Linked DNA regions of Mus musculus: all the other regions are linked to region 5. A link is a loop called in an ENCODE intact Hi-C map of the cell type or tissue named here. Cell type or tissue: heart. All regions are shown on one strand. Each heading gives the region's core, and the rest is flanking DNA. Links, peaks and the distances in the headings are about the cores only. Region 1 has its middle 59 kb from the start of 2900040C04Rik. Region 2 has its middle 57 kb from the start of Gm41215. Region 3 overlaps Tsc22d1 (TSC22 domain family, member 1). Region 4 has its middle 14 kb from the start of Gm52138. Region 5 holds the start of Tsc22d1 (TSC22 domain family, member 1).

Region 1 (5,828 bases), core at 354-5,353, 100 kb after region 5:
CCCGATGCTCCTAAATGGGAATTAGAAAATGACAGAGCTACTTCATGCTGACTCAAATACAGACCCAAATTTCTCTTTCCATGTCCTGGGCGCATGACCTTCCAGAGTCCCAGAACACTGCAGATGGGACTGAATGGCCTCTATCTCCTGGTGAATCTATCCCACTCATCCCTACGGAAGGTTCCATCCATTTCGCCAGTGTATCAGTTCTGCCCTGAGCAGTGACAGGCAGGTGTGCATCCAGGGGGTGTGGAGAAGGGACCACCACACAGCATCTAAACGCTGGCAGACTGGTTAGAAAAGAGCTTTTATTGCTTTGTCTCCCCTCCTTTATTTGGCCTCCCTTTCTCAATTGCCCTTTGGTAGAGATGCGGACTATGGATGAAATCCCTTGAAACTGTTTCTAGAAAAAGTCTCTGGGAAAGGCAGTGGGGCTAAAGGTCTCCTACTTCTGGTGTGCCCCGGAAGTGTCTCATAAAACTAAAAGAAGAAATCACTTGTCTTTTTTGCAAAATGCTCCCAGATGCTCAAACGAGTGCAGGAGCACACACAGGTCAATGTAAAATTAGGCCAATGGTCATTGCTGTTTCAACTGCAAAGCTGTGGTAGGGGCCGCATCACTGCTAGAACGCAGCAAAACGTGTGGACTTTTGTTTCATGTTTTGGTTAGGTTGACAGTGTGTCATTTATATAGCCTGACTGGCCTGGAACATGTGTGGGCATGCGTGGGGGGTAGGGAGTGGGAGTGGGGGGGAATGCACTGAGTGGATATGCGCATGTGTGAGTGTGCGCATGCGTGGCAGACGTGGTGGGGGGGGGGGGTAGAGGGCAGCTTGTAGAGTCAGTTCTCTCCTTCCACCTCTGGGGGTCAAACTCAGTTATCACACTTGGGCAGCAAGCACTTTTACTCACTAAGTCACTTTGTCAGCCCTAAAGTACATCTTAAAAATAAACCTTCAGGCCGGGGTGACAGCTCAGTACTTAGTGTGAAAGGTCGGAGCTGAGTTTGGACCTGCAGTACCCACGGCAAGGCAAGGCACAACAAGACTCATCTGTGACCCCAGAACTAGGGGACAGAATCAGATAATTGATTGTTATATTTGCTGGCCAGTCAGCTGAATCAGTGAGTTCCAGGTTCAAGGAGAGGCCCTGTCTCAAAAAGTAAGGTAGAGTGGCGCTGAGCATTCTAATGACCTCCGGCCTCTACTGCTTACGTATTGATAAACACACAGCTCACGTATACACACTCACACAACTCACATACACACATACACCACACATACACACAAATAGAAAGTATAACTTAAGGAATTACCATTGTTGGACAGTAGTGGCACACGCCTTTAATTCCAGCATTCAGGAGGCAGAGTCAGGCAGATCTCTGTGAAATGGAGGCCAGCCTGATCTACAGCATGCCTTCCAGGACAGCCAGGGCTATAAAGTGAAACTGTCTGGGAAAAAAAAAAAATGATGACCACAGGGAGGATGGCTATAGGCAAAGGGGAAGACCAGGCGAGGTTCGTCCCTCCTCAGGCAGCCGGAGCCCAGGCTCACTCTGAGTACCCTGAGGAGTTGATGCTCCCAATGAAAGGGGCAGATCCAGTTGCATCTCTCTCCTGCCCCACCCTGAGGAATGGCCCAGTGACGCTGCAGGCCTTTCTCTTACCCGATATCTGTGAGTCAAGGCGCCGTGTTGACCAAGTAGGTCAGATAAAGGACTGCAAAACTATTGTGAGAATTATCCAGGGAGGATGTAGCCAATATTCCTAGGTGTGTTTGCAAGGATGGCCCGGAGGATAAGTGCCAAGTGGGAGGTGCTGTCACAGTGAGACTCCAGAAGTTTCTAGCAGGAAGGATTGAGATGAAATCCTTCCTACACAGTAGGACAACACTAGCTGCCACACGACAGAGGGTGAAGCCTGGGCTCAGAACTCCAGCTGGCTTTTAAGACAGGATGGCATTTATTACAGCAGAGATTGCTTCCTGGTAACTCAGGAGTCTGTCAGTTCATAAACTTTGCTGGTACATTCTTTCAAAGTGCTAGAAAACCCAACTGTTGATTACTTTATCCTTCCGAATAAAACATTATATCTTCCAAATCATTGTAAATTTCATGAGACACACATTCTTAAGATTATTGCATTATTGAAAACAAAGCAAATAGCAGAACGAGTTAAAGGACACAAAATCAACTGTATTTGATGATAAAGTAAGGATACTTAGTTTTGAATGTCTACAATTAAATAAAAAAAAAAAAAATTAGAATGTATGTGTCCTGTCAGGCACTGTCATCTTGACAATTCCTAGGAGGGTTTATTTACAAAAGTAGGATTTTGCTATGTGAGGTGGCACACACCTTTAATCCTAGCTGAATTCAGAGACTGAGGCACATCTCCATGAGTTCAAGCCTAGCCTGTTCTACATAGTAAGCTCTAGGCTAGCCAGAGCTATATAGTAAGACCTGAAGACTATATCTTAAAAACAAAACAAATAAAAAAAAAAACCCAGGATCTCAATATAGGTTTTTAGAAATTCAGCTGCCGCCATGTATGTGAGACCCAGGTAAGCTTACATCTCAGGGTACTCAGGCACATGTCTACTATCTATAGTTTCTTTCTGTATTCAGAGATTTAAGGCAGAATTACTGACATCTTTTAAAGACCCCAGTTGTTCCCGGTTGTAAGAATGGCTGCCTAAGTGGGGGAAATGAGGGTCAGGTGGAAAGGGAGTGATGACGTAATCACTCAACTTCAGGACACCTATGTAACTTACCCACCTGCTGGGAGTGCCCAGCTGGGCCTACCCAGGTTTAGCTCTATCACACAGTGAGACCCTTGCCTCTCACTGGGTAGGAGGAGCCAGTCTTGTGTCCCCAAGCCTAGCTGTGGGGGTGCCTAAGGAGAACTCTTTGGCATTCACATGTCCTGCTCCAGAAACTCTGCCGACTCCTGGAGCCAAGCCTGGCATATGACTGGGCACCTGCTCAGCTCACATTTGGACTCCGGTCCCCGCTCACCCTGGAACCCAGCCCCAAACCACAGCTGCCTGTCTTGGAGTCTCGCCATCGGCCTCCTCCTTGCCAGAATTCTCTCTCTTTCCCCTGAGGGCTGAAACTTGTCACTACATTCTTACATCAGCTGCTTCAAGGGTCCTGCTTCCAGCCTGATGGCCCAGACAGCTCCACCCCAACCCCTGTGAAGCCGCCTGCCTGTTGTAAATATTTTGTTAACCAGAAGCCCAAATTGTCGTGCCCCTGCCTCTCTAATTCTACCATCTACATGTTTAGACCCACCAAACCCTGGAGTTATTATGATGTCTTGGAAACGAGCTAGGGTCTAGCATGGTCCCAATCTTTCCTATCCTTTTCCTACCTGATTTCTTTCATATCATTCTAATAGGATGATATGAAGGACCAGGGCCAAGGAGATGGCTCAGACAGCAAAGCTGCTTGCTTCCAAGCCCGAGACCTGAGTTTAATCCCCAAGACTCACACGGTGGAAAGAGATCTGACTTCTGAAAGTCATTCCCTGCCTTCCACATGTGAGCCATGGCATCTCCTCTCCCCACCACACAATCAATAGATGCAATAGAAAGCTTTTCTAAGGTTATGAAAGCAGGCGGAAGCCCCATCTCTCCTGCAAGGCAGTCTATGTGGACGCTGTGCCCAGACCCTCTACCAGCTACAGGTGTTTACAGTACTGGGGAGGGGCTGCTCCTCTATTGTGCAGACGAAATCAGAAAGTATTCCACAGGGTCAAAGGTCATCACACTACCTGGAAACGAACAGTTTGCAGCTTTACTTAAGTCATGTGGCTATAGGTAAATAAAATGGTCAACTCCTTGTGTTCCCTGTACCCACAAGGCTTGATCCTGAGAACCTGACTGGACCAATAAGGGGATGAAGAAAGGACAGACACACAGACAAGCACCTCTATTAAGTACAGCAAGGTGGGGGGCAAGTTAGTTGGCTTTCTTAGAAGGGCTCAGTATGGCGCATCCTCGAGTTGCCGTCATCCTGGGAGGGAGAGGTGCAGTTGTTAGTTTTTGCACACACTGATAACTTCAGCACAGGGAGCAGAGGAAGGCTTTGACCCTTGTCACCAATACACATCCGCTCATGGCATCTTCTGCTCCCATGCTATTGGAGAGGAAAGGGAGAGAGACTACTGCAACCCATCCTTTGGGAACACTGCCTTAGTCAGGGTCACCATTGCTTTCATCTTCAATGAAAATCAGAACAGCAACTCAAGTAAGACAGGAACCTGGAGGCAGGAGCTGGTACAGGGGCCATGGAGGGGGGCTGCTTACTAGTTTGTTCCTCATGGCTTCCTCAGCCAGCATTCTTAGAAAACCCAGGACCACCAGCTCAGGGATGGCACCACCCACAATGGGTTGTCTCTCTCCCCTGCCCCCATAAATAACTAAGAAAATGCCTCACAACCTGATCTTATAGATTCATTTTCTCAGTTGAGGCTCCCTCCTTTCAGATACCTCTAGCTTGTGTCAAGATGACAAAAATTATCCAGCACAGAAGGGGATGCCCGAGAAAGAGCTATTTCCTGACCTCAAAGGGGCGTTTTGGAAGATGAGACACTTAAATAAATAAATAAATAAATAAATAGGTGAAGTAGCAGGATAGCATCAGCCAACTAGATCCGGGGGATGGGGATGCGGGAGGAAGCAGTTTCCCAGTGCCCCCAGCACGGTTGTCCACAATGAACTGTGCTCTTCTGGAGGCTTTCAGGAGATTTTGCCAAGCCTTCGCTGTGGTCACATGCTTCCTGAGGCTGAGGGGGACCATCAAGCAAGACATCCACAGGTGGTGACCAGCATGTGTGTGCCTTGAAAGAAGTGGCACACCTGTTAATCGTCTACAACTGTGTGGGGTGATTCTGCAGTGCCTGGTCCAAAGCAGGCATTCAGTACGCACTCACGGTGCTGACTCGACTCGCTGGAGGCTATTTATCCCCTGGGGTTGGTGGATGCCTTGGGGGAGATCTAGGATTTCTTTTGGTAAAATGAAAACAGGCCCCTCTTCCCTGCTGCTTCTATGTCTCTGGAAGGGCTTTGAGAAGCAATTGCCACACAGAGAGAAAATGGTCTTTGGGCTTTCAATTCCTTCCCTTGACTCTGCCTTTCAGGAACGCGTTCCTGTGGGAAACAACGAGAAAGGAACAGCAGCATGGATCAGGAGAACCAGAGGCAGGCTGAACCAATCAAACGCCCATGGCTCGCTGTAGCTTTGTTCTCAGAGCACTTGAATGAACTCTCTTAGTGGGGCCCCTCTTCCACAACTGAAGTTATGAGTAGATGGGTGTTTATTTTCACATAGAGATTAAAAGGCAGATAAAATTCATAAAAAAAGCAAGCCACACAACTTAAGACACAGTGAATCAGAATAGAAACAAACTACAGTTATAAAGAAATACATCTATCTGATTTTAGACATTCCAGAAAACTAAACCTATAAAATAGGGAGAGAATCCACAATTCAGGCAGAGGAAGCCAGGCAGTGATTGTGGGCACTGGGTGGGTTTGTTTGTTTGTCATTTGTTTGTTTGATTTTTAATGCACTGACATCCTAACCTACAGTTTGGTCTGGCTTGTGTTTCTTTGCTCTAAACACAGGCACAACGATGGTTGGCTGAACTTTCTGCTATGAAGAGGCATGGAGTGACAAGGACTGCCTAACTGAGGACTGAGGACAGATGCAGCTGTGGCCTTCTGGCTTACAGGCTTGCTGATGGGAAGCCACAGAAAGAGAGGTCTGGTCATATGGACAGAGATCATAGGAGTGAGTCCAGCATGAACGCAGATATAAAGGTGTG
Region 2 (5,828 bases), core at 468-5,467, 97 kb after region 5:
GATGGACTGTGGCCTGAGAGTTGTTTCTTTGTCAAGTTGTTTTAGGTCTTAGTGTTTTATCCCAGCAATAGAAACCCCAACTAAGACAGCCGGCTACTTTTTGGTTGCCATATTCCGTGTAGAGTCGGTTTTAATTGTAGCATGGTGTGGTGAGGGCTTTATATGTTTATCACCAACAGACCTCCAAACTGTGGGGCTACATAAATCTCTCAACCTCTGTGCCTTTGGTATCCCAATGGTTTCGTTCATCTTCTGGAAGAGTTACAACCTGGTATCTCTTCCCCGCTGGGTGACAAGAAGTAGTTCTCTGGCTGGCTGGATTGACAGAGGTGTCATCGTCCTGCATACGCTGACTTCCAGGCACGGCTGCTCTTGTCAGCTTCCCCTGCCCAGAGGTCACTTGTGTTCCAAATTGCCAGGTGGGCTCTGGAGGCAAATGAAGTCTCCTCAGCTTCACCCACCGTGGCTGAGGAGTCAGCCTTCCTGACTGTTGGTAACCAGCCCCCCCCCCCCCCACACACACAAAACCATCCCTGCTAGGCTGAAAATTTTTGTTGCCATACTATACAGACCATTTTATTTATGTATTCTCATGTGAAATTCATGTGTCACCCTTTTAAAAAAAATCCTTCTGAACCCAGATTTTTTAGTTTTAAACTGAAAGTTTTTCAGTGTTTTCCCAAATCAGAATTACCTAAACTATTTTCTGTACCAGTTGTCATTGTAGAGTCCTGACTTACATACTCTAACTCATCCTAATCCACAATATGAATGGCAATATGGTTAGCTATCATGAGCCATTCTAAAGTACATTAATATATGTCCAAAACAAATAAATTCAATGTCCTACCAGTACTATGGGGTCCATCTAGGGAAAAGAACAAAACTGACCCAGTGCAAGAAGACAGTCCAGGCAACTGGAACTGCTCTTATTTCTGGTCTTGTGAACGACAGACTTGAGGCAGTCTTTGGATCTCCTGACCTCTTCTCAGGTTGACCACGAAGCCATATTAACTCGACCCAGTCTTCTACCATCGGGTCACCCACCCCCTATTTGCAGACCTTGTTTGAATCTGATGGCTGAGATCCTCCTGACTTGAACTCCAAATAGGGAGATGCACTGGTGGAAAAAAAAAAATAGAGAGGTTGGTATTCAGGCCTGCTCATCTGGCAAGAACGGCTACTTGGTAAGTAAGCAAACTTTCCACAGTGAGTTCCAGAAGTCTATTCGATCCACAGTGAATGAAGAAGGGCACCAGGGAAATGTGTGTTCTCTCCTTTGCTGTGGAGGGTGGATGGGGCTTCAAGTCAAAGACCCTGCACAGTTTTTCCTACCAGAAAGCTGTGCTGTTTGTAGGAGACAGAAGCCATTTGTAAACACAGTTTGTTCCAAATGCATCATTTTAAATAGAAATGGCCCCGCGCCAGCATTACTTCAAGCATAGGAATTCTCACATCGTTTGTCCTAACCAACAAATTCCACAAGACCAAATTTAGCTGGGTGAGACCAGCACGATGCTGAAAATATATCCCCTGCTGTTTTATTTGGTATTGTTTTAATAAAAGAGGAACAGATGCAGAACCAGAAAAAGAAGGTTAAATTTTGAAACGACAAAGGTCAGGATTTAAAGTCAGAGTAAAAGACACAAAAATTTAAAATAATAAAACCATTGAAATTGAATTTTGGATCTTTACAGGACTTCATTGATGTGATATATTTTGCAGAATATATTTTCATGTAATATTTTTAATTTATATCATATATCAACCTAATGTCAAAAAGTACTGTTGCACATAATAAGACTGAAATCTTACAAAGTACCCTTTTACTTCTTCATTCATATCATTATGCTGTTTTTATGCATTGGCTTTAGGATATGTTAATACTATAATAGATTACAAATCCTTTAAAATAAAGTATTCATCCATTTGCTATTGATGACATGTTCAATCATTTGCCTAGATTTTTTTCTGAGGTTAGTTACATAATGCCTGAAAGATCCCATGTAGTATAATATTTCTTATACTACACAAAACTTGTGGATTTGTTCAACTTTTGTTTGAAACTTTTTAAAGTTTACTTTTATTTTTAAAATGCATTTTTATTGAATGTAAAAGTTCACAATAGATTTTTCCCCTCCCATTACTTTAAAGTTGATAATCCATTGTATGGTTCAAATGTGAAGGATCTTAAAAAGCTCTGTGCTTTGAAGGTTGGTCTCTACTAGGGATCCCATCGTGGAGACCGTTGGATCATAAGGCCTCTGTCTGGATCAGTGGATTTGTCCTTTGATGGGGTCATAGTTCGGTGCCATCATATAGTAGGGCCTGGGTGAAGGAAGTAGGTCACTTCCCTGGTTTGATTCCTAGTACTATGACCAAAAAAACAATTTGGAGAAGAGTTTGTATCCGTTCAGAGCATATAGTTCATTATGAGATGAAGCCAGGGCTGGAACTGGACCAGAGGGCACAGAAGAACACTGATTTCCAGCTTGGCCTCCATGGCTTGCTGTGGTGGTTTGAATAGGCTTGGCCCATGGGAAGAGGCACTATTAGGAGGTGTGGCCTTGTTGGAATAGGCGTGTCCTTGCTGGAGGAGGAAATATGTCTCTGTCCAGGTTGCCTTTGAGGGCGCCTAGGGGCTCAAGCTCCATCCAGTGCAGAAGAGAGCCTCCTCCTGGCTACCTTCAGATCAAGATGTAGAACTCTCAGCTCTTCCAGCACCATGTCTGCCTGCAAGCTGCTGTGCTTTCTGCCATGATGATAATGGACTGAACCTCTGAACTGTAAGCCAGCCCCAGCTAAATGTTTTCCTTTCTAAGAGTTGTCTTGGTCATGGTGTCTCTTCACAGCAATAAAACCGTATTCACCCAGCCTACTTTCTGATACCACCCAGTCCCACATCTCCTGCATCAGTCATTTAACAAAAAATGTCTTACAGGCCAGTCTGATGGGTGGACTCTAGCTTTTGTCAAGTTGACAAAAAAATAATCAGGACAATTACTGAGGGTGTTCATTGGAAGGGTAGGTCCTATGCCTGGCCCTTTCTCTTGTCTGCTTCCTGGCCACTATAGAGTGAACAACTTCCTTCCGTCATAATGGATGGATTCACTACAGGCCCAAAAATCTAGAATCAAGCAAACATGGACTAATACCTCTGAAATCATGAGCCAAAATCGGTATTTTCTTTAAACTCTATTTATCACAGTGGCCAAAAAAAAAAAGGGTGGGGGGTGAAGGTGGGAGTGGAGGCTCCGTAGTGGTCTCACTACTTGTCAGGCACTTCCTGACAAGAACTGCTGCGACTGTGCTGTTACTCCTGTGTGAGTCTCTTCTCCAGCTGCTTTTAAGATTTTCTTCACTGTTGGTTGTCAACAGCTTGCTATGCTCTTCTTAAACGTTAAACTCTGCTTGACTGGTTGCTTCCTTTGATGGTCTTCATTAAAGTTGAAGGGTTTCAGTAGATTCTGTCTTAAAGTGTCTCTCTCCTTTCTCCCACACCATTTTCTTCCCCCTGAATATGAGATTGGCAGTGCAGTGACAATCACTTCATTCTTCTCGGGCTTCCTGACCGCCTCTTTTCCACTTGTCTTTTTGTTACTTTGTCTCCACCTTACTTATCTTTTCTTTTGTGGCATTTGATTGGCTACTTATTCCTAATTTTTCATTTCAGATATAGTGCTTGTCATCTTTATGTCGCAGCTGCTTCTTTTTGTACCGGCCATTTCTCTTCTCACTGTGGTCCTGATCGTCGCCTCTTTCTCGTATATAAAGTGAATCATTGAAGTAGATGCTTCAATGTTATTGTCTGTTAATTTACCATTTCTATACTTTCCTTCCCTCTTCGGTGTGGGTTCTGGGACTAGAAGTCAGACCACCAGTCTTGGTAACAAGCGCCTTGACCTAACTAACCACCTCTCAAGCTCTGCCTGACAATTTTTGACTAAATGCCTAACATTATGATTCTACATTGTAGTCGCTGGGTTTTGTCGTGTTCTCTTAACGATTACTGGGCTTTATTCCAGCACAGCATTAACTTCTGGACATAGTGGGTCTTTTCAAGGCTTTTCGCCATAATGAGATTTGGTTCAGAAGTCGTTTAGCTATATAATCATGGTGAACTGAATAAGGAGAGTTCCCTTCCTGGGGGATCTAGAGCTTTCTCCTCTGGCTGGTGGAAACAAAGTGTCTGAAGCCTGTGTGACATAGATCAGTGTTCAGCCAAAGAGATCCTTCTGCAGATGTCTGTCTGTCTGTCTGTCTGTCTGCCTGCCTGCCTGCCTGCCTATCTTTCTCTCCTCCCTCCTCCTCTCTCCCTTAATAGAGATATTTTTCCTTTCCTCTTCTCCTCCCTTCCTCCCTTTGTCCCCCCTCCTTCCCTCTCTTTCTCTCTGCACCTCCATGGTTCTGGTGGCTCAGGTACCACTTTTATCCAGATGTCTACACCCACCCACCCCCAACCCAGTCTGAGTGTTGAGCATTTTTTCTTTTTCCTTGGACACCAGCCTGGAAGCTGCCTTCAGGCCACGAGCTGGGGCAATTACAGGCTCACCCTTTCTTCACCTGCATCATGATTCTGTGCTGCCTGTTGGTAACATCTGAGGAACGTTATTTCTTATATCTTCTCCAGACTTTCAGCTGTGAAAGGCAGGGGGTTAAATCCATTCCCTGTTTATCCACCCAAACCAGAAGCAGAAATACTTTGATCCCCTACAATGAACGTTTCTGGTTGGGGGAAAAAAATGACTTGAAAGAAAGTTAGTATCTTCCAAACTATTCTACCAGGTCATCTCTGGTTTTTCACCACTAATGAACGTGGTCAGTTGATCCACTCACTTTTATATATTTAGGGCCACTGTATAACCTTTCCTTCCCTCCTCATATGTCTGTCTTTACAATCACTAGCATAGAATCCTTGCTCTTTCTCATATTAACTGGGAATGAGCCACAGGAAACACATGATAATGTATAAAATCTAATTTACATACAGCCTAAGTATAGTATGGATTTTAAAAACAGACATATATAGCTGCTTGCCAAGTGTTCATTTCTACTGGTGTGATAAAATGCCCTGATAAAAAGCAACATTGGGAATAGAGAGATGGCACAATGGTTAAGAGCATTGGTTGTTCTTCCAAAGGACCCAGGTTCAATCCCCAGCTCCCACATGACATCTCACAACTATTTGGAACACTAGTGCCAAAGGATCCAACACCTTCTTCTGGCTTCTACTGGCACCATGTACGCATGTGGTGGGCAGACATATGTGCAGGCAAAAGTCCCATGCACATAAAAATAAAAATCAACGTCTTGTCAGCCCTGAAAACATACATACAAGCAACCCTGTATGGACTAAACAGGTTTTATTTAGGAATGTTAGGAATATACATATATATTCAATAACAAGTGGGGGGGAGAGGCTATGAATTTGAAGGTGAGTGAGAGTTTGTAGGGAGGAAAGGGAAGGAGAAATGTAATTATAATCTCAAAACATTTTAAGAAGTAGTTTAGAGAAAAGGGAATTTGACTGTCTATTACAACTCCATGTTATGATCCGTCATTGCGGGGAAGTCAAGGCAGGAGCTTTAAACAGCTAGTCACATCAGTCACATCCCAGCCACAGTCAGGAGCAGAGGGAAAAAGCAGACACACATGCTCGCCTGCTCCCTGGGACTTAACACTACCTCTGTACTCTTATGGAGTTTAGCGCCCCTGATCAGGGTATGCTGCTGCTCACAGTGGGCTGAGTCTTCTCATATCAGTTAACATATTAAGATAATCCCCAACAGACCTGCCCACAGGCCACCCCGTGTAGAGAATCCCCCAAT
Region 3 (5,828 bases), core at 618-5,617, 59 kb before region 5:
GCCTAATTTATTTATGGTGACACACTATGACAGAAAGAGTAAAAAAATGCCATGATACATGGTAGAGGTATTTACCCCATTTCAAAGGGTTAAGGGGCACAGGAGATTGTCATGGGGCTTTCCGAGTTAACCGTTATGACCTCTGTTGACCATATCTACCCAACCCTAGACCTCAGAGAGATTCAGTGAGAGTTTCCGCAGGCCTTGAAATGTGTTTGTATGGCGAGAGGAAAACTAGTGGTAAACAGCAAAAGGATTTAGGAATGAAGGAAGACTTGGGGAGGAGAAAATCTAACAGGGAAGGAGGGAGGAGAAAAGATTAGGAGGAAAGGAGGGTGGGAAGGAAGACATGAAGAGGGAGAATAGGAGGGAGGACAGAGGAGGGAGGAAGGAGGAGAGAGAGGAGGGAGGAGGGAAGTAAAGAAGGGAGGAGGGAAAGAGGAGGGGAGGAGGGAGAAAGAAAAGAGAAAAGAGCTGACAGGAAGAGGGAAGGGAGAAGTTGAGGGAAGGAGAGAGGGAAGAAAGGAGGAAGAGGAAAGAATGGAGGAGGGAGGAGAGAAGAGGGAGGAGGGAGGAGGGAAAAGGACCCAGTGTCCCAAATAAGCCGATGATGACAATTGCCACCAAAACATAGATCATACAGTCACTGAAAATTAATATTCTAACAGAGCTTGAGGGCAAAACAGATTTAGGGTTTTCAAACTCAACCACGATGTGATCACTGGTGTAACAGGAAACGAGGCACTGATGTCCACCCAGCTCCTACTTCAGCAACCACAGAAGCAAACCGTACGCGAACCGTAAAGCCACGGGTGCAGCTTCTTTCCAAGAACCCAAGGACCAAACCATCAAAATCGCCTCAGAAAACACAAGTGTTAGCTCTACGTCCGTGGACAAAGTATAAATTTGTAACATAATATATGTAGGTAACTATTAAAGTTGACTCTCCTTTTTTTGTTGATTATCTAAAAATCGTCAATATGCAAAAGCAATGATCGTGTGCGCTAGTATTTTACTTTTATATTTTAATTGTGTGTTTGATATGTGTGTATTTGTGGTATGTATGTGTGAATACAGTATGCGTGTGGGGGAGGTATGTATGTATGTGTGCAGTATGCACAGGTATGTTCTCCCTGCGCATGTCGTGGGGAGGACAGACATCAACACTACCTGTTTCCCCACCACTCTCCACCTTATTCTTTGAGACAGGGTCACTGAGCCTGGAGCTCACTGTTTTGGATCTGGCCATCTCCACCCTCTAAGCTTTTATGTGGGTGCTGGGAAACACAACTCAGGTTCTTGTGTCTATGTAGCAAACTTGGTGCCATCTCCTCGCTACATATTTATTACAAAAGAGTATTCGTAACTACATGACTCGACACATCGACCATTGTGAATAAATGCTGTTGGTGAGTACTGCACACCTATAGCCCCAAACACTTGGAAGATTGAGGCGGACAGACCATAAAGTTCTAGATCAGCCTAGGCTATAGTGAGACCCACTAAAGAAGCCGCATGGGGGCTGGAGAGATGGCTCAGCAGTTAAGAGCACTGACTGCTCTTCCAGAGGTACTGAGTTCAACTCCAAACTCCCACATGGTGGCTCACAACCATCTGTAATGGGGTCTGATGCCCTCTTCTGGTATCTGAAGAGAGCAATGGTGTACTCATATACATAAAATAAATTTTAAAAAAAGATAAAAATAAACACATGTAAAAACAAATAATAGAGGCCTTCTACTCAGAGATAATCCTTAAGTTTAAAAACATAGCCAATGTTAAAGTATAATCGCTTAATACTTAATAATTAAAGCTAGCATAAAAATAGACTTTTCAGGCTGGAGAGATGGCTCAGCAGTTAAGAGCACTGACTGCTCTTCTGAAGGTCCTGAGTTCAAATCCCAGCAACTACATGGTGGCTCACAACCATCTGTAATGAGATCTGATACCCACTTCTGGTGTGTCTGAAGTGTACTACAGTGTACTTAGATATAATAAATAAATAATTAAAAAAAATTATCCTAAACACATCTTACTAAGAAATTAATCATCATTGACCAATCAAAGTTAAAGTTAAAATCATTCTAATGTATTTTCTAAGATGGAGAATAAAAATAACATCACTAGCCAGGCAGTGGTGGCGCACACCTTTAATCCCAGCACTTGGGAGGCAGAGGCAGGTGGATTTCTTAGTTCGAGGCCAGCCTGGTCTACAAAGTGGGTTCCAGGATAGCCAAGGCTACACAGAGAAACCCTGTCTCAGAAAAAAGAGAGAGAGAGAGAGGAGAGAGAGAGAGAGAGAGAGAGAGAGAGAGAGAAAGAAAAAAGAAATTAAGTTCTGGGGGCTGGAGAAATAGCTCAGCAGTTAGGAGCACTAACTGCTCTTCCATAGGTCCTGAGTTCAATTCCCAGAAACCACTTGGTAGCTTGCAACCAACCCCAACCGTAATGGGATCTGATGCCCTCTTCTGGTGTATCTGAGAACAGCAACAGTGTACTCATAAATAAACAAATCTTTTTTTTTTTAAGAAGTTAAATTCTAAAACAATAAAATAACAACTATAACTTTAGACACAGCTCCCCCATAATTACTGTGCACTCAATACTGGGCAGACCTGTACACCAAGGTAGCAACAATAAGTTTTCATGTAGAATAAAACTACAAAATGTGTTAAGAAACACAAGAAACAAAATGTAGCTAACCTTGAGGTTTAAAAAGGCTAGAACAAGCTAACAAAATCTTACATAAATTGTATGTTAACATACCGAAGTTTGGTTAGCCTGAGAATTTGAGATTATTTCTCTAAACCAAAGTATATGGAAGGACCCAGAAATGCTGAATATGAGAAGTGAAAAAGGCAGCAAATGAACTCAAGAAACTCGAAATAACCTCGCTCAGCCCGTTTTAATCCAGTAGTCTTTGTCACCATGATCAATTTGAGTGTTTTAAACCAAGAAGTGTGAACGGTAGCATGATCAGTAAGTTTTAAAGCTATCAAGAACATTCCTCGGACTACTCTGAAGTCAGACTTCCAAACACTGGCTAACCTGGAACAGACACTGTCGTTAGAACAGCCAAACACCCAGATTCCACACAGCAGAGACTAAATGAAAGTCCCCACAGCAATGCCCCAGCTATGGGACAAGGCTTCAGGGGAAAACAAAAAACAAAAACAAAAAAAAAAACAGATCCAGATGTACACCAAGAAGAAATTATGCCTACAAGACAGCAGGTGGCGCCAACACACCATGTCCTATTAGAATGCCTTCCATATCCTACAACTTATTTCTATATGTAGAACCCCTGCTACCTAATGATTTTATTTATGTAATACTTTGTAATTTTTAGGACATTGCTTTCATTACTCTGAATACACAGGCACTTTATACACCCATTACAGCTATTTTTAAGATGCATTGCTTTAATAAAAAAAATTAGGAAATGTTAAATATAAGAAATATGCTGCCACAAAGCTCCACGTTTAAAAAAGCAATGCCTAGAGTAGAAAGCCATCTGTGTGTGAAAAGGCCGTGATGAGACCTTACTCTGTTAACCTAAACTTTAAATTTAAAGTACATGTAGAGTAAAATGGAGTAAGAACGGAGAGAGTATGAGCAGGTAAAGCCGAAAGTGCATGAATGCACTGAAGCGCCCTCAACTCAGCCTCACAGGCGGAAGATAGCTCCCGTCAATTCCAGAAATGCTAACATCTTCTTTGAAACCAGTTCCTTCTATAAGAATTTCATTTCTACATGGGACTATGCAGAACATGATCATTTGCAAGCTGCAGAGTATACCACACAGTCCTCGTCCCCTGCCCCACTAACCCATCCCAAGAGCTTCCAACTGATGTAGACGTGCACAGAACTTTAGTTGGTCTGTGGCAAGAAATGTGCCTGAGCATTTCTTTCTTGTTAGTCTAGGATGGAAAGGCAGCTAATGACAGAAATGGCTAAGCCTGTAATAATCACAGCAAACACAACGGAATGTTGATAGCATGAGGCAACTACACACCATTCTAGAAGTTAGTCCAGTTGTTGACTGCTACTGCACCACACTGACACTGGCTGAGGGGTGCCTCCCACGGCACTGTAAGTCAACAGAGGCTGCTCACCATGGGGTATGTGTCTTGAAACCACAGAAGACACATGGTGCTCCACTTACATGACATCACAGGACGACGGACAGAAAATAAAACTTAAGAGAATGGGAGCTCTGCCTGTTTGTCATTAAGGAGTCGTAGTGGGAGGCAGTGATGGTGGACGTGATCCAGAGACGTTGGCACGACCTAGACATACACATACTTGTAAGGTTTTAAGTAACATTCCAAGTACAAGTTTGCTGGGGGGGGGGGAAGTAATATAAACAGAATACTAAACAAAAGCTAAGCCCTCTCCCATCCCCTCCCCATTCCTGCTTAAACGTTTAGTTCTCAGCATTCTCATTTTCGTAGAAGCCCATCTGAAACCCCACTAGTTGGTAACCACACTGAAAATATAATCTTTTTCCAAGGGAGAGTTTGAACAGAAGTACCCTACATTTGTAATTGCTGTTCCCAGAAGGACATGAATTACTAAACGAAAATTTCAGTGGTAGGCAGGAATCTCCTCCCCGAGTGTTACTGTCAGACAGGTCTCAGAGACACCCAAGGCAGCACAGGCTCCCGTCACCGCTCCTACCTACCTACAATAGCTCTGCAGCGATAGCGTGCTGCAGAAACTCCACAGGACGCAGATCAATCTGAAACTGCCCGGAAAGTCCCTGCTGTCACAGTGCTGAAGGGGCAAGGCGGACTGCAGCCAGAGAAAGACATCAGTGCCCTGACTTCAGTGCTGGACCCTCACTTGCTACAGTAGCGCTTGTCAGGAAAGACTATCAAGTGGGGGTGTAGCCACAAGACTGTCTATCAGGGTAAGCAACAGCAATCCTGACTGATGCTGGCATGCTCCACAGGAGGGAGTTCATACTTGATACTATAGACCTAGGCAAAATCCTTATCTAGGGATGTAACAGGCCAGGAAGAATCTACTGGTATCTGTTGTTACTGTTGTTTTTCTACATGATCACTTTACCAAACTGCCTTCTAAACATTTCTATCCATAGCCTGGCGTGGCTCCCAACCTTAGTCAGAGAAGCATCTATGCCTGACTGTTCACAGTGCCGCTAAGAAGCTACCACGAGCCCTCAGCCATGAACGGGACACAAGGAGGAAAGGATGTAAGGACAGATCGCAGGGCAGAGTCTCCGGTCACGATGTGGCTGCTGCACGCTTGAACACTCAATCTGCACAAGGTCGAGCCAGATCAGAAGGCCGGCGAGAGGTGGGAGGGGCTCCCGAGGCCCCGCCCCTAGTGAAGCAGCTACTGCCTTGGGAGAGCCGCTTTCTCTAGGATGGTCACTGGTGAGGAGCCGCATTCTCCAGTGGATGAGCCCACACTTGTGCACACATGGATGGCGCTAGCTGGACTCGATGGTTTTCAAAAACGTACGTTCATTAAAAAATTATGAAAGGAAGGAATGGACTCGGAGATATGAGGGAGGGATCCTGGGGAGTCGTGGCGGGAGGCAGTGACGGTGGACATGATCCAGAGATGTTGGCACGACCTAGACATACACATACTTGTAAGAAGGTTTTAAGTAATGTTCCAAATACAGCAGGGGCGGCCGTCCTGACATTTACAGCCGATTGAGTTATTTCGGCCTTTCACCGTCCAACAATTCTGCCAATAGGAGTGGTCTTCTCAATTAAAAAACAAAACAAAACAAAACAAAAACCCTCAAAGCCGTATGTAGTAAATACTAGATTTCTTATTAGTTTTCCTAGGAG
Region 4 (5,828 bases), core at 540-5,539, 540 kb after region 5:
TTTTTTTTTTTTTTTTTGAGACAGGGTTTCTCTATGTAGTCCTGTCTGTCCTGGAACTCACTCCGTAGACCAGGCTGGCCTCGAACTCAGAAGAACTCAGAAATCCGCCTGTCTCTGCCTCCCAAGTGGTGGGATTAAAGGCGTGTGCCACTACCGCCAGGCTCTGATCTTAATCTTTATCCTCAAAAAACAACAACCAGCTCCCTCCATGATGTTAGTAAGCGTGATGCTTTTTCTATATGAAGGAATTGTGGATCTGTATGTCCGCTTGTGCAGGAGCCCTGCTGATCTCCGCGAGGTTCCCGGTTTAGGATAAACTGCCAGGCCCAGTGCAAACTTGGCCTTCTTGACACAGCATTCGACTGGCAAGCACCTTCCACTGAGGGTCACTGCGGTCCTGAAGCTGACTGCCTCCCCTCCCCCTTTCCCTCCCCCTCTCTCCTTCTCCCCTTTCCCTTTCCCTCCCCCTCTCTCCTCCCTTCTCCCTCTCCCTCCTCTCTCCTCTCCTCTCTCCCTCTCTCCCCCTCTCCCCCTCCCCTCTCCCCTCTCCCCCCCCTCCCTCTCAGAAGTGCTGCAGAGTCTCTATTGTGCTGGGATCCGCGGCACAGCTCTTTAATGCTTGAGCGCCACCTCAGCTGTCAGAAGTTAAGGCTCTCTGCTGAGTGATTGTCGGAGCCCTTCTCTTTGCTTTTAATATCGTGCAAGGTCACTCAGGTTAGAACTGAGTTCATCGCCTTTCTCCATTGTGGGGGGGCTTAGAACCTTGATTCCTTGAGAAAAAATAATATAAGAATTACCCCAGCTATCTTTCAGAGTTGGCCAGTGTCTGGTCATCCACGGAAAGACTTGAGTTATTTATTATACAGCAAAAGTGATGCAGACGTGGACTTGTGTTGATTTTCATTGTGCAGTATAACTCTCCGTGTGCTAGATGACATTAGCATGCAGAAAGAAACAAGGGGAATGTTCCCAGCCAAAGGCAGGCGACTTGTTCTTCTTAATACATTGTTGTCATGATCGAAGAATACATGTGCTTAATAATAATTGTGTTTTGCTACAGACAGGACTCACCAGGACTTTAAAGAGCACTTGTGGTTCTTACAGAGGATCTGAGTTCAATTCCCTGACCCGCAAGCGTTTGTACCAGTTCTAGGTATCTGATGTCTCCTTATGACCTCCAAGGGCATCAGGTACTCAAGTGGTACACAATATACATGCAGGCAAAACACATGCACATAAAATAAATTTTGATTTAAAAATTGCGGGGGGGGGGGGGCGGGGGGCGGCTGGAGAGATGGCTCAGCGGTTAAGAGCACTGACTGCTATCCCAAAGGTACTGAATTCAAATCCCAGCTACCACATGGTGGCTCACAACCATCCATAATGAGATCTGATGCCTTCTTCTGGGGTGTCTGAAGACAGCTACAGTGTACTTACATATAATAAATAATTTTTTTTTAAAAAGGGCATGCTCCCAACACAAATCTCTCCAAGAAATTGCTTCCTGAGCTGCTCTTCCAGAGGTCCTGAGTTCAATTCCCAGCAACCACATGGTGGCTCACAACCATCTGTAACAGGATCTGATGCCCTCTTCTGATGTGTCTGAAGACAGCTACAGCCTGGCAGTGGTGGCGCACGCCTTTAATCCCAGCACTTGGGAGGCAGAGGCAGGCAGATTTCTGAGTTTGAGGCCAGCCTGGTCTTCAGAGTGAGTTCCAGGACAGCCAGGGCTACACAGAGAAACCCTGTCTCAAAACAAACAAACAAACAAAAAAAGACAACTACAGTGTACTCATATAAATAAAATAAATAAATCTTTAAAAAAGAGAGAGAGAGAGAAAGAAAGAAAAAGAAAGAGAGGGAGAGAGAAGTCTCCTAGTCCACAGAAGGAGACTTTGTGCTCATAGGAACTAAATCTCTGGGATGCTGGTTTGTTTGTTTGTTGTTTTTTTTTTTCCTCTTTCTGTTTGTTTTATTTGGGAATTCACTGTGTAGCCCAGGCTTACCTCAATCTCAGCAATCCTGCTTCCGCTTGGGGAATTGCTGGAGCTATCCCAGAAGTGGCTGTGCTAGCCCAGTCAGTAACATGATTACAGATGATACCTCACTGAAAGCTAAAAGGGAGATCCAAGCTGACACCACCCTAGGTCCTGACCTACAAAACTCACAGATGGTGTTTGTTGTTTCCTAGACTACCGTTGAGGGTTATTTTGTAACAGTAATATATAATTAATACAGTGAGTCATGCTAGACGAGAGGCAAGCAATTAGCATATATTTCAAAATAAAAGCTACCTACTTTGAATTCTTTTTACTTTCTTACTCACATGGGGTGTGTGTGTGTGTGTGTGTGTGTGTGTGTGTGTGGTGTGTGTGTGTGTGGTGTGTGTGTGTGTGTAGTGTGTTCACTGGGGATGCAGGTACCATGGTATATGTATGTAGGTCAGACAATTTATAACTTTCAGAATCAGTTTTCTCTCTGTGAGTTCAGGATGAACTAAGTTGTAAAGCTTGGTGGCAAGTACCTTTGCCTCTCTCTCTCTCTCTCTCTTTCTCTCTCTCTCTCTCCCTCTCTCTTCCTTTCTTGTGTGCACAGGCCCATGTGACATGGCATAGGTGTGGAGGTCAGAAGACAGCCCTCTGGAGTCACTACTTCTCTCCTGTCACCTCCTGTCACCAGGGATGGAACTCAGGCAGTCAGTTCTCTGGGCCGGCCTCTATCCACTGGCCCCTTCTCTGCCTCTAGTCAGATTTTTTTTTTTTTTTCTTTGCAACACATGCTTACTTGGGGTATATTTCGCTCACTGCTCTCCTCTGTGGATACACACCCCCACACTCGGGGTTGCTCGCGTCATTCATGGTTGCATGGTTTGTAGCTGGTCGTTGCTTAAGGACCCCAGGAGCAGGACAAATTGAGAGGGTGGGCTGAGCACTTAGTTATCCACTAAGCAACAGCAAACTAGACCTAAAAACAAAGTCAAGAATTTGAAATCCAACCATGAGCGCCTCTCCATCGTCCAGTTCCAGCGAGCCTCAGCTTCTCCGCCCCGCCCCGCCCTGCTCCCCTTCCCCTGTCTCAGGGTCCTTTTCAGCCTCCAGCCCTGAAATCTTCCCGTCCAAGCCTCTTTGTGCTTCAATTTACCTTGGATTCTTCAGGTAGCAAGCGAGCTCCCTCTGCTGGCCGTCTAATGAAACACATCATCCAAACTGACAGGGCCCGCCCTTTGAAACAGAGGATGCTCATACAGAGTTGAGTGCTGGGATTAAAGGCGTGCGCCACCACGCCCGGCGAAATGTTTTTTCTTACACACAGAGTACATGCAGCAGCTAGAAGTATGGTATCCAAAAAGGGAAAAACAGCCACTTACTGTACTGTTTTGCTCAGTTACAGACATTTTGTCATTCCTTGCCACGTTTATCTAGATACAGATAGAGTGCAAACCACCGGTTATTATTAGTTGTTCTGATTTTAATAAGCTGCCTTATTGCCCAGTTTAATTCTCCTAGAAAGCCTCGGAGAAGGGATTGTGAAGTTTGTTAGATTTTGCGTGAGAGCTGGAATACCAGAGTTGACTCATCTCTTACTTTTCTATGTTTGTTCTTGTCAGAACCCCTGGGACGTGGTTTCAGGTAGTAAGTCTCAATTTGTTCACCCTCTCGTCTAGAACCCCCCACAATTGTATCGTGGCTGCCTTCCTCCTTCCTTTGGGGAAAGAAAGAGCAGCAGTGAGACAGCCACAGGAGGCACTATGGGGTAATAGCAGATGTGTGTACAAGGGGTTTTAGACAAAGAGTTCTGGGTGGCGCCTATATGGTTAGGGCGCTGAGTTCTTAAGTCTCTACAAAGAATAAATTCAAGAGAAACCCATACTAACCACTTTGACTATTTTGAATACCTATATAAATAAATTAGCAACAGACTTAGACCAAACATAAAGGTCCCAACAGATCCACTTTCCTTCCCAGGGGAATGTTTGGTATCTTTCTGCTTATAGAAGCGAGACAGCCTTCCCCTCCACTTAGCCACCACGCATTTCAGCGATGAGATGCAGCCGAAGCCATTTGCCTCCTACCACCTGCCTTCGATTGTAAGTTTTCACCTGGATGGCTTTTAGCAACATCGAGTAACAGCATTGAGTTCCATTGCTAAGCAATGGGCCAGGCCTGGGCTCCCCCAGCCACAGTGGGTCGGGCTCCCGATTCACAAAGGAACTTCACTGTACCAAGAAGAGGCTCTTTCGATTTCCCTTGGCCTCTTTCCTTCTTTCCCCCAGCCCCTCCCAATGTGGACACGCTGACATTTTCATCCATCTCAGAACCACTTGGCTCAGCAGGCGCCCTCTTCCAAGCAACTCTCCATCACTCAACTCGAGAGAGGCCAGAAGGCGGCCTTTAAGCCCTGAGTGCTGCGAACCACAAATAGTCTTTTAGGATCCATTTCTCTCTCCTCCAGGCCAAAGCCAGCTTGTTTATGAAATAGCTGCCACCGCAGTGGCCCACTCTCTGTCATCAGGCAGTACCGCTTCTTGCCGTCCCCGGAAAAACGCTAGTAGAGGAGGAGGAGATGGATAATGTCAAGCCGATGAGTTGCCTCCCCACCCACCCAGGCTCATGGGGAAAGCTAGAAGGATGGAGGAGGCTCCCGGGTCTGACAGCGTTCTTTTTGAGTTTGGGTTTTTGAAATGTAGCTCAGTCTCCAGGACCAGGGAGGGCACCGGGGGCACCTGGCTGCGGACCTGCCCCTCCACTCTCCACAGCCTGGCAGAATTTCTAAAGACCAGAGACTTAAAGCCGGGGGGCGGGGGCAGGGAACCGGGCCCCCACACAATAACCTCTTTTCCCTACTAGCCCTCTGGGCCTGAGCTCAATAGTGATCTGAGCTTTCTCTAGAGTGACCATGCCACAAGTCACTTCCTAGCCCATGGGTGTTCAGCATGTTTCCCAGCAGCTGTGACACAGGACCCCAAAAGGCAGACTGGAGACGTCCTTAGAATTGCCCTAGCCTGGTCCATTCCAATTAACAAGTTGCTGTGATGAACACCGTAAACAAAAGAAAGCATCTTGTGTGTTGGGGGTGGGGGGTGGGGTATGTCATCTTACAGCCCTTGGATGGCGCCATCACTGAAGGAACGTAGAGCAGGCACTGATGCAGATATCGTGGAGGCGTGCTACTTTCTGGCTTGCTCAGGACTCAGGACCAGTGGGACGACCCTCCCACATCAACCATTAATCAAGAAGATGCCCCTACAGACTTGCCTACAGGCCAATCCAAGGGAGGCTTTTTCTCAATGAAGGTTCCCTCTTCCTAGATGACTCTAGTTTGTGTCACAATGACAAATGGCTAACCAGCACAGGAGATCAGTGGTGAACCTTTTTTTTTTGGGGGGGGGGAGGGCTGGTTTAATTGGAGAGTTAAGTCCTGAGTGGGTGGCCTTGAAGGTAGCCTAACTCCACCTCTTCCTCCCTTTGCTGCCAGGCCACCGTGAACGGGCATCTTGTTAGGCCATGTGCACTTGCCCTGATGTGTTGTCTCACTACAGGCCCAGAACAGTAGGCAGCCAAACTGAGAACCTGCTCCTCCTTCTATCTCTGTGCCTCGATCCTTCCGTGTGGAAGAGGAATTTTCACTCTGTGGAAATCTACGTTAGAAATACATTCAGCTGGGTTTCTATGAGTTCAGGGCCATCCTGGTCTACAGAGCAAGTTCCAGGACAGCCAAGGCTACGTAGAGAAACCCTGTCTTGAAGAAATCAAAAAGAAAAAAAAAAGAAAGAAAAGAAAAAAGCAATGTGTACTTTTTAAACACTGGGCGCACAGCCAGGATCTGCG
Region 5 (5,828 bases), core at 230-5,229:
TGCATTAAGGACACTGTTAGCAACAGGAGAGGAAGAAACGGTACCATTGCCCATGCCACTCAAGATACTCGAATTAACAACACTGGTAACTCCAGGCCCACCACTTATGCTAGCAGCATTAGGGATATTGCTTGTATTTATATTAGCATTACCATGCACGCTGTTCGTCACACTGGGACTGAAACTACCCACAGCAGCAATGTTAACATTATTCGTAGCGCTCGTGCCAGTAACCGAATTTATACCTAGGCTTCCTGTAGTACTTGGAGTACGGATGTTCGTCATCACTGATGCTGGTAAGCCACTCGATGGTACTGCAGGAGGAGGTGCGACTGGCACACCACCATCAGAACTTCCAGTTGTAGAGAGTTTCCTGGACACTGGGCTCGAGGGTGGCCCTCCGGGAATGGATGGACCGGCCACAGCAGCATGTGATGAATGATGGTGCCCATGGTGAAGGTGGTGCCCATGATGAGGGTGATGGTGATGATGGAGGTGGTGGGGATGGGCATTCCCATTGATCACAACGTTCTGTTGTGGAAGGTGAGGCAAATGAGGCTGAGGAAGGTGGGGCTGGTTAGGAGAGACTGCCCCAGGTGTCTCAGCTTCCTGGAAGTTATTCAGAGTCTCCTCTGAGGAGCTTCGTTCAGGCTCACCTAAGTCAGTGGCCCTGGAAAGGGAGACGTCGAGGATCTCGGAAGAGGAGAGATCTTCCGTGTGCGACTCATCCAGATCGTCGTAGCTCTCGGTGTCCTCCGCGATGCTGTTGTTGGAGCTGATGCTGGCAGAGATCTGAGCCGGAGTAACGCTAGTTATCTGGAAGCCACTTTTCTTTTTCATCTGAGTTCCGCCTGGCGCAAGAGGCTGTCCCTGCAGCTGAGCCTGCGAGAGGAGGTTCAGGCTTTGTGGAGGCGGAGGCTGGGGTCCCTGCGTGGAAGATGCAGCAGGAGGCGGCGGCTGGAGCAGCGAAGGAGGAGGAAAATCTTCAGAAGATGGAGCAGCACCACTGACGCCCGTACCTGCTGCATTGAGAGCAGAGGCGCTGCCACCACCGCTGCCCCTTCGAGGGAACATTGCCGGGTGCGCCATCTTCCTAGCACTAATGTCTGCAGCAGCGGCCGCCGCGGCGGTGGACTCCGGCGGCTGGTGCATTGTGCTGGGTACCGGGGGGCGGAGGAGGCAAGTGCAATTTCCTTCTGCACCGTAATCTTTGTATGGAGAAGCCGGAGAGACGAACAGGACCTGAAGCTCCGCCCGACGCGATCCCTCCTCCTCCTCCTCCTCTGCCGAAGGCGCCGGCTGCTCGTGCCTTCGAGGGCTAACTTCGGGAAGGGAGGATGAACCGGGTGAACCAGGTGGCTGGGGAACCGAAGGGGGACCCCTTCAGTCCTTCGCCATTCACTTCCCCCTCCAGTCACACACCCCCCTTTATATTCCGCTTCACGTGGGGTGCGGGGCGGGAGGGAGGGGAGCCCAGGAGGGGGCGGGGGAGGCGAGGAGAAGCGAGAAATGCCCACCTTCTTTGGCCAACTCCGGAGCCAGCTCAACCCCCTCCTCCCGCGGCGACGGCCGCTGCAAAAGCCCCTCCGCTCGTCCTGCACCGAGGCAGCGCGGAGCGAGCGGTCGCCCCGGCCCTCGCCACCCCCGGCGCCGCGGCCGCCGGCGAGCCCTGAGCTCAGCGTCGCTCCAACCTCCCCTGCCGGCGCGGCCGGCCCCGCTCGGGCCTCCCCCCACGGCCCGCGGCCCCTCTCAAACCCCCTGGGCTCGCGACGGCTGCTCCGGGAGGAAAGGCTGGCCGCGGCTGGGGCCCGGGCGGCGCGGCTGCGAGCGGGGCGGTGGCGGGGCGCCCGGTACGGTGAGCCCAGCAACGAGGCGCGGGCGGGCGCGCAGAGACGCCGGATCCTCGCGGAGCGCGGCCGGGGCGCGGCGGCGGCGGCGGTGGCGGCAGCAGCAGCGGGAGCCCAGGGACCGCTCCATCACTGGCAGCCATGGAGCCCGAGCATTTTCCTCCCTCGGGGCAGGCGCTCGGCTCGCCACACGTCCTCGGAGAGGAAGGGCGCCGGCGCCCGGGCTGCTCCGGCGGGCGGCGGGACGTGCGCGGGAGCGGAGGGGCGAGCTCGCGTCCTCTTCTCGGCCCGCCGGCTGGTTCGGCACCGAGCTGCTCCCGCGACCGGGAGGGAGGGAGAGAGGGAGGGAGGGGGCCGCGGGCGGCGGTGGCTCCTTTTCGCGGCGGTGGCGGCCAGACGGGGCTGGTGCAGCGGCTGCAGCCGACGCCGTTCAAAGAAATGAGAGGTGGGGTTGGTCGGTGGCGGCGCGGGGCGGGGGAGTGGGAGGGCGTCGGGCGAGGAGGGGGCTGTGATGGTTGTTACTAGTGCTCTTCTCGGGCTGCTCCGTATCCCCTGGTCTCTCGCGGCATCAAGAGAGGAGGGACCAGCGCCCCAGCGCGAGAGGAGGAGGGTCGAGCTCTGACCGAGGAGAAGGAGGAGGAGGAGGTGGCAGGGGGGAGGGGTCGTGGAGGAGAGGAGGGAAGATGGCGTCTGCGCGTGCGCGCCGGCGCTGCAGACATAAAGCCGGGTCTGACCAGGGGAGGTGGCCTGTCTTCGGTCCGCGCCGAGCTCTCGGCTCCGTCTCCCACGGAAATTACCGAAGGCCGGCGGAGTCGCCGACGCCGGAGGGCGGTGGGGGGTGGGGCACTCGGGCGCGCGAGCGAGCGAATCCGGGTCGCGTGGAGAGGCTGGGGTGGGGCTGGGAGGGGGGGGGGGAACCACGCCGCGCGCGTGCGCGCAGGTTAGGCGTGTCCGCTGCTGTCTCCCACGCGGACCCCGGCGGCGAGGCGGGTGCGGAGCGCTAGGTCTCGGGTGTGCGCGCCCTGGGGCGGTGGCTCCCCCGCCCCGGCCTGCGGAACGGGTAATGAGGCTTTTCTCCTCAGCAACAGCAGCATCACGAGTTGCAGCTCCCAGGAGCCCTCCGCTGCTGCCACGACATGAGTCAGGCTTTCTTCCTCGGCGCGTGGCGGAACCCTCCTCCTCCTCCTTCTCCAAGCAGCAACCTGGCCTCCCCCTCGACCCGCACCGCCCTCGCCCCTTCCGGGGATGCCCCGATAGAATCGGGTGTCTTCCCCCACAGCAGTGGTACCTTTTGTGCAGAGCGGTGGTAGTTGCCACGCGGTCCCTCGCCCTTCGACGGGCAGGGTCGAGACTGCTAGCATGTGGCACGGATGTTTGCAGGGAATCTCCCAAGCCCCTCCAAGGGAAGGCTCTTACAAAAGGGAGTGATCCTTGCTGTCCTTCCTTATCGGGTGGGAAGAAGCTAGCCGGCCCTGCCAGCTAACCAACCAACAGGTGGAGCTTCCCTCCAGCCATTTATTGTCTTTGTGTCCTTGCTGTGGCCCTTAGAGAGGTAAAAGGTTAGGGCTTGGTTTTAGTGGAATTTAAAGGAAATTTGTAAAGAATGCCTTTTAGGGCTAGAAAAGCAAAAAGACTGGTAAAGTGCCCCCCCCCTTTTTTCTTTTTAACTAAAACTAGATTTCATGGATTTAGGTAGGTTTGCTTGGAGACAATTTTCTGTTAGCTGCCTCCGAAGTATTACATGTCAAAACCTCTCAAAGCAGGGCTTTGCTTCTAACCAAGAATGTAAATCTCACCCAGGAAATTTTTTAAGCTGAGGTGAAAAGGGTTGTTTGAGAGCGGTTTGTTTCTGTTCTAGTTTAGGTTTCAGGGATACAAATTGATCAGAAGAGAGACCTCTGACTCGGGAAATCACCAATTTCGTTTCTGAAGGATAACACCCAACAAACAGAAAACCAAAAACTGTTACCAGCAGTTTAACACCCCTCATTCTGTACATTAAGAGTTTGAATGTCACCTATATACTGTTGACATCTTGGCATCCTTTATCTGGTCTGTACCAAACTCTCACACGTGCCACCTCATACATGTCCCCTACAAAACAGGTGAAATTCACATTATTTTGATTTTTTTAAATGAGTTGAGGGTCTCAATAGAGATGGAAGAGTAACCTTCAACTCACTGTACCCCGCCTTTAGGTTCTGGAGCGTTGTAATTACAAGCCTTCACCAGCCTGTCCACTTCCTAATATAGAATTCTCTGCTAGGTAAAAAGTATGTGCTCACAAATTCTGGAAGTAATAGATTATGATAAGTCATTTTGAAAAACATAAAACTGCATTGTGCCTCAGTATGTTAATACCTGTACTTTCAAACAACTGAAGCCATTTGAGTATTTTACAAATTTAATCATTTCACTGGGTATGGTGGCATAACTTGTAACCCCAGCTCTGAGGAGGTAGAGGCAGGGGGACCTTAAGTTCTAGGTCATTCAGGCTACATAGGGAGACCTGTATTTCCAAAAAAGAGAGAGAGAGAAGAAGAAGAAAAAGGAAGGAAGGAAGGAAGGAAGAAAGGGGGAGAGAGAGAGAGAGAGAAAGAAAGAAAGAAAGATCTTTTGTCTTGCACTATCTGGAAGTCACCTGTGTCTGTGAACATAACCCCCAGCAGCTTTTGTTGCAAGTGACTCACCACTTTCTGAAATGCATATTGGACATGCTCTTTCAGCAGTTTTTCTAATAGACACTAGAAGCTGCCCTAATGGACTAAAGCTGCAGAAGGATGTAGATGGACAGAAAGACGTTTCTCTGGACTGTAGTGAGAAACCACATGTCCCTTAGATCTCAAAACGTTGCCTTAAGTCAAAGTTTTACATGGCAAATGGCAGTTTGTCACCCCTTGGCCAAGGCAATGCCTGCTATCACTTTGATGATACAGCTAAAAAGTAAAGCACACGAAAGCCTTATGCAAAGTTGGAAAAGGAAAGCCGTGTAGAAAGGGCCTCATCGGATGCAGGTGTTCCTTCTGATAACCCAGCATCCCACTGGGTTCTGATTGGGAGGAGAAATTCAAAAGAGAGGTTTCAAACAGATTAAAGCCAGCTGGGCATGGTGGCTCAGTCCTTTAGTCGTAGCACTGGGGAGGCAGAGGCAAACAGATTTCCGAGTTTAAGGCCAGCCTTGTCTTTATAATGAGTTCCATGCCAGTCAAGGCTATATAGTGAGTCCTTGTTACTCTAGTTTCTGTTATATACCTATAACTTGAAGAAAAAAAGTTTTAAGTCAAGAGCTGAGATGATATCTTATTCCAGTACTCAGGAGACCAAGACAAGAGTGCCCAAATTTGTGGGTAACCTGGACTACATAGTGAGTTCCAGGACAATCTGGGCTCTGGTGTAAGACCGCCCAAAAATGTTTATTTAGTTGTTTGTTTTGTTTTTTTTAAAGGCTTTAGTCATGGGATGAGAATGTAGCTCCATTGTAGAGCACTTCTATAGCATACAGAAAGCCCTGGATTCAGTCCCCATATCTCCCTCCAGATCTCACCAATAATAACAGCTCATGCTTAATGCTCTCTATAACTACACCATTGTTCTATGTGCTAAGAGTTTCAGCTCACTTAATCCCCACAACTGTGTAAAGTGGGCGCTATAATTGTCCCCATCTGACAAATGAGGGAAGAGAAGTTGTGGTCTTAGGGCTTGGCTAGTAGCCAGGCCAGGATGCAAACCCTGGCAGCCTGCACACCAAAACATAGTTCAAGATCCTGTCAACCCAAGCACTCAACTCAAGTTTAAGTTCTACCAAAGACACGAGTTTGAATTTTCCTAGCTAGACAGCTCCAGAGAATCTATAAGTACAGTTTTCTCCTAGTGCAGAGACATTCCAGGGAAGGACATAAACTGTAGGGACCTGGTATGGCCACCTAGGAAGGAATTGGGCATTAGTGAGCAGAGCAATGGTTTGGTTACATTGGATGAGCC

Evidence for each region. Hi-C counts contacts between places; a loop is a spot of excess contacts. Peaks named below come from ENCODE experiments on the same cell type or tissue, not always from the same donor. Only the 100,000 strongest peaks of a DNase experiment are listed, where the experiment ranks them.
Region 1: a loop joins it to region 5, with 1.9 times the contacts of the local background. A loop is called at or near these places in 5 of 42 quality-filtered maps.
Region 2: a loop joins it to region 5, with 2.0 times the contacts of the local background. A loop is called at or near these places in 5 of 42 quality-filtered maps.
Region 3: it touches region 5 in a loop (3-fold over the local background); 11 of 42 quality-filtered maps call a loop at or near these places.
Region 4: a loop joins it to region 5, with 2.8 times the contacts of the local background. A loop is called at or near these places in 2 of 42 quality-filtered maps.

Annotation. Positions count from the first base shown.
Region 1 is chr14:76,307,680-76,313,507 of GRCm38, reverse strand. No RefSeq gene overlaps it. Among named protein-coding and RNA genes, the nearest start is that of 2900040C04Rik, 59 kb to the right of the region's middle. In heart, for the core only: no CTCF peak of the experiment used is centred there; a DNase peak (open chromatin) is centred at 3,087; H3K4me3 peaks cover 390 bases; H3K27ac peaks cover 598 bases.
Region 2 is chr14:76,314,250-76,320,077 of GRCm38, reverse strand. No RefSeq gene overlaps it. Among named protein-coding and RNA genes, the nearest start is that of Gm41215, 57 kb to the left of the region's middle. In heart, for the core only: no CTCF peak of the experiment used is centred there; no DNase peak of the experiment used is centred there.
Region 3 is chr14:76,471,008-76,476,835 of GRCm38, reverse strand. The region is part of intron 1 of Tsc22d1 (TSC22 domain family, member 1); the gene reads right to left. Among named protein-coding and RNA genes, the nearest start is that of 4930444M15Rik, 47 kb to the left of the region's middle. In heart, for the core only: CTCF peaks have their summits at 2,477 (motif pointing left) and 3,233 (motif pointing right); no DNase peak of the experiment used is centred there; H3K4me3 peaks cover 240 bases.
Region 4 is chr14:75,873,853-75,879,680 of GRCm38, reverse strand. No RefSeq gene overlaps it. Among named protein-coding and RNA genes, the nearest start is that of Gm52138, 14 kb to the left of the region's middle. In heart, for the core only: CTCF peaks have their summits at 2,985 and 3,185 (motif pointing left); a DNase peak (open chromatin) is centred at 3,170; H3K4me3 peaks cover 642 bases; H3K27ac peaks cover 367 bases.
Region 5 is chr14:76,411,407-76,417,234 of GRCm38, reverse strand. Tsc22d1 (TSC22 domain family, member 1) reads right to left here and starts at 1,414. Exons shown (of 3, transcript NM_207652.3): 1 at 1-1,414. The coding sequence starts at 1,152. In heart, for the core only: a CTCF peak has its summit at 3,325; DNase peaks (open chromatin) are centred at 634, 1,504, 1,674, 2,594 and 1 weaker place; H3K4me3 peaks cover 3,500 bases; H3K27ac peaks cover 3,070 bases.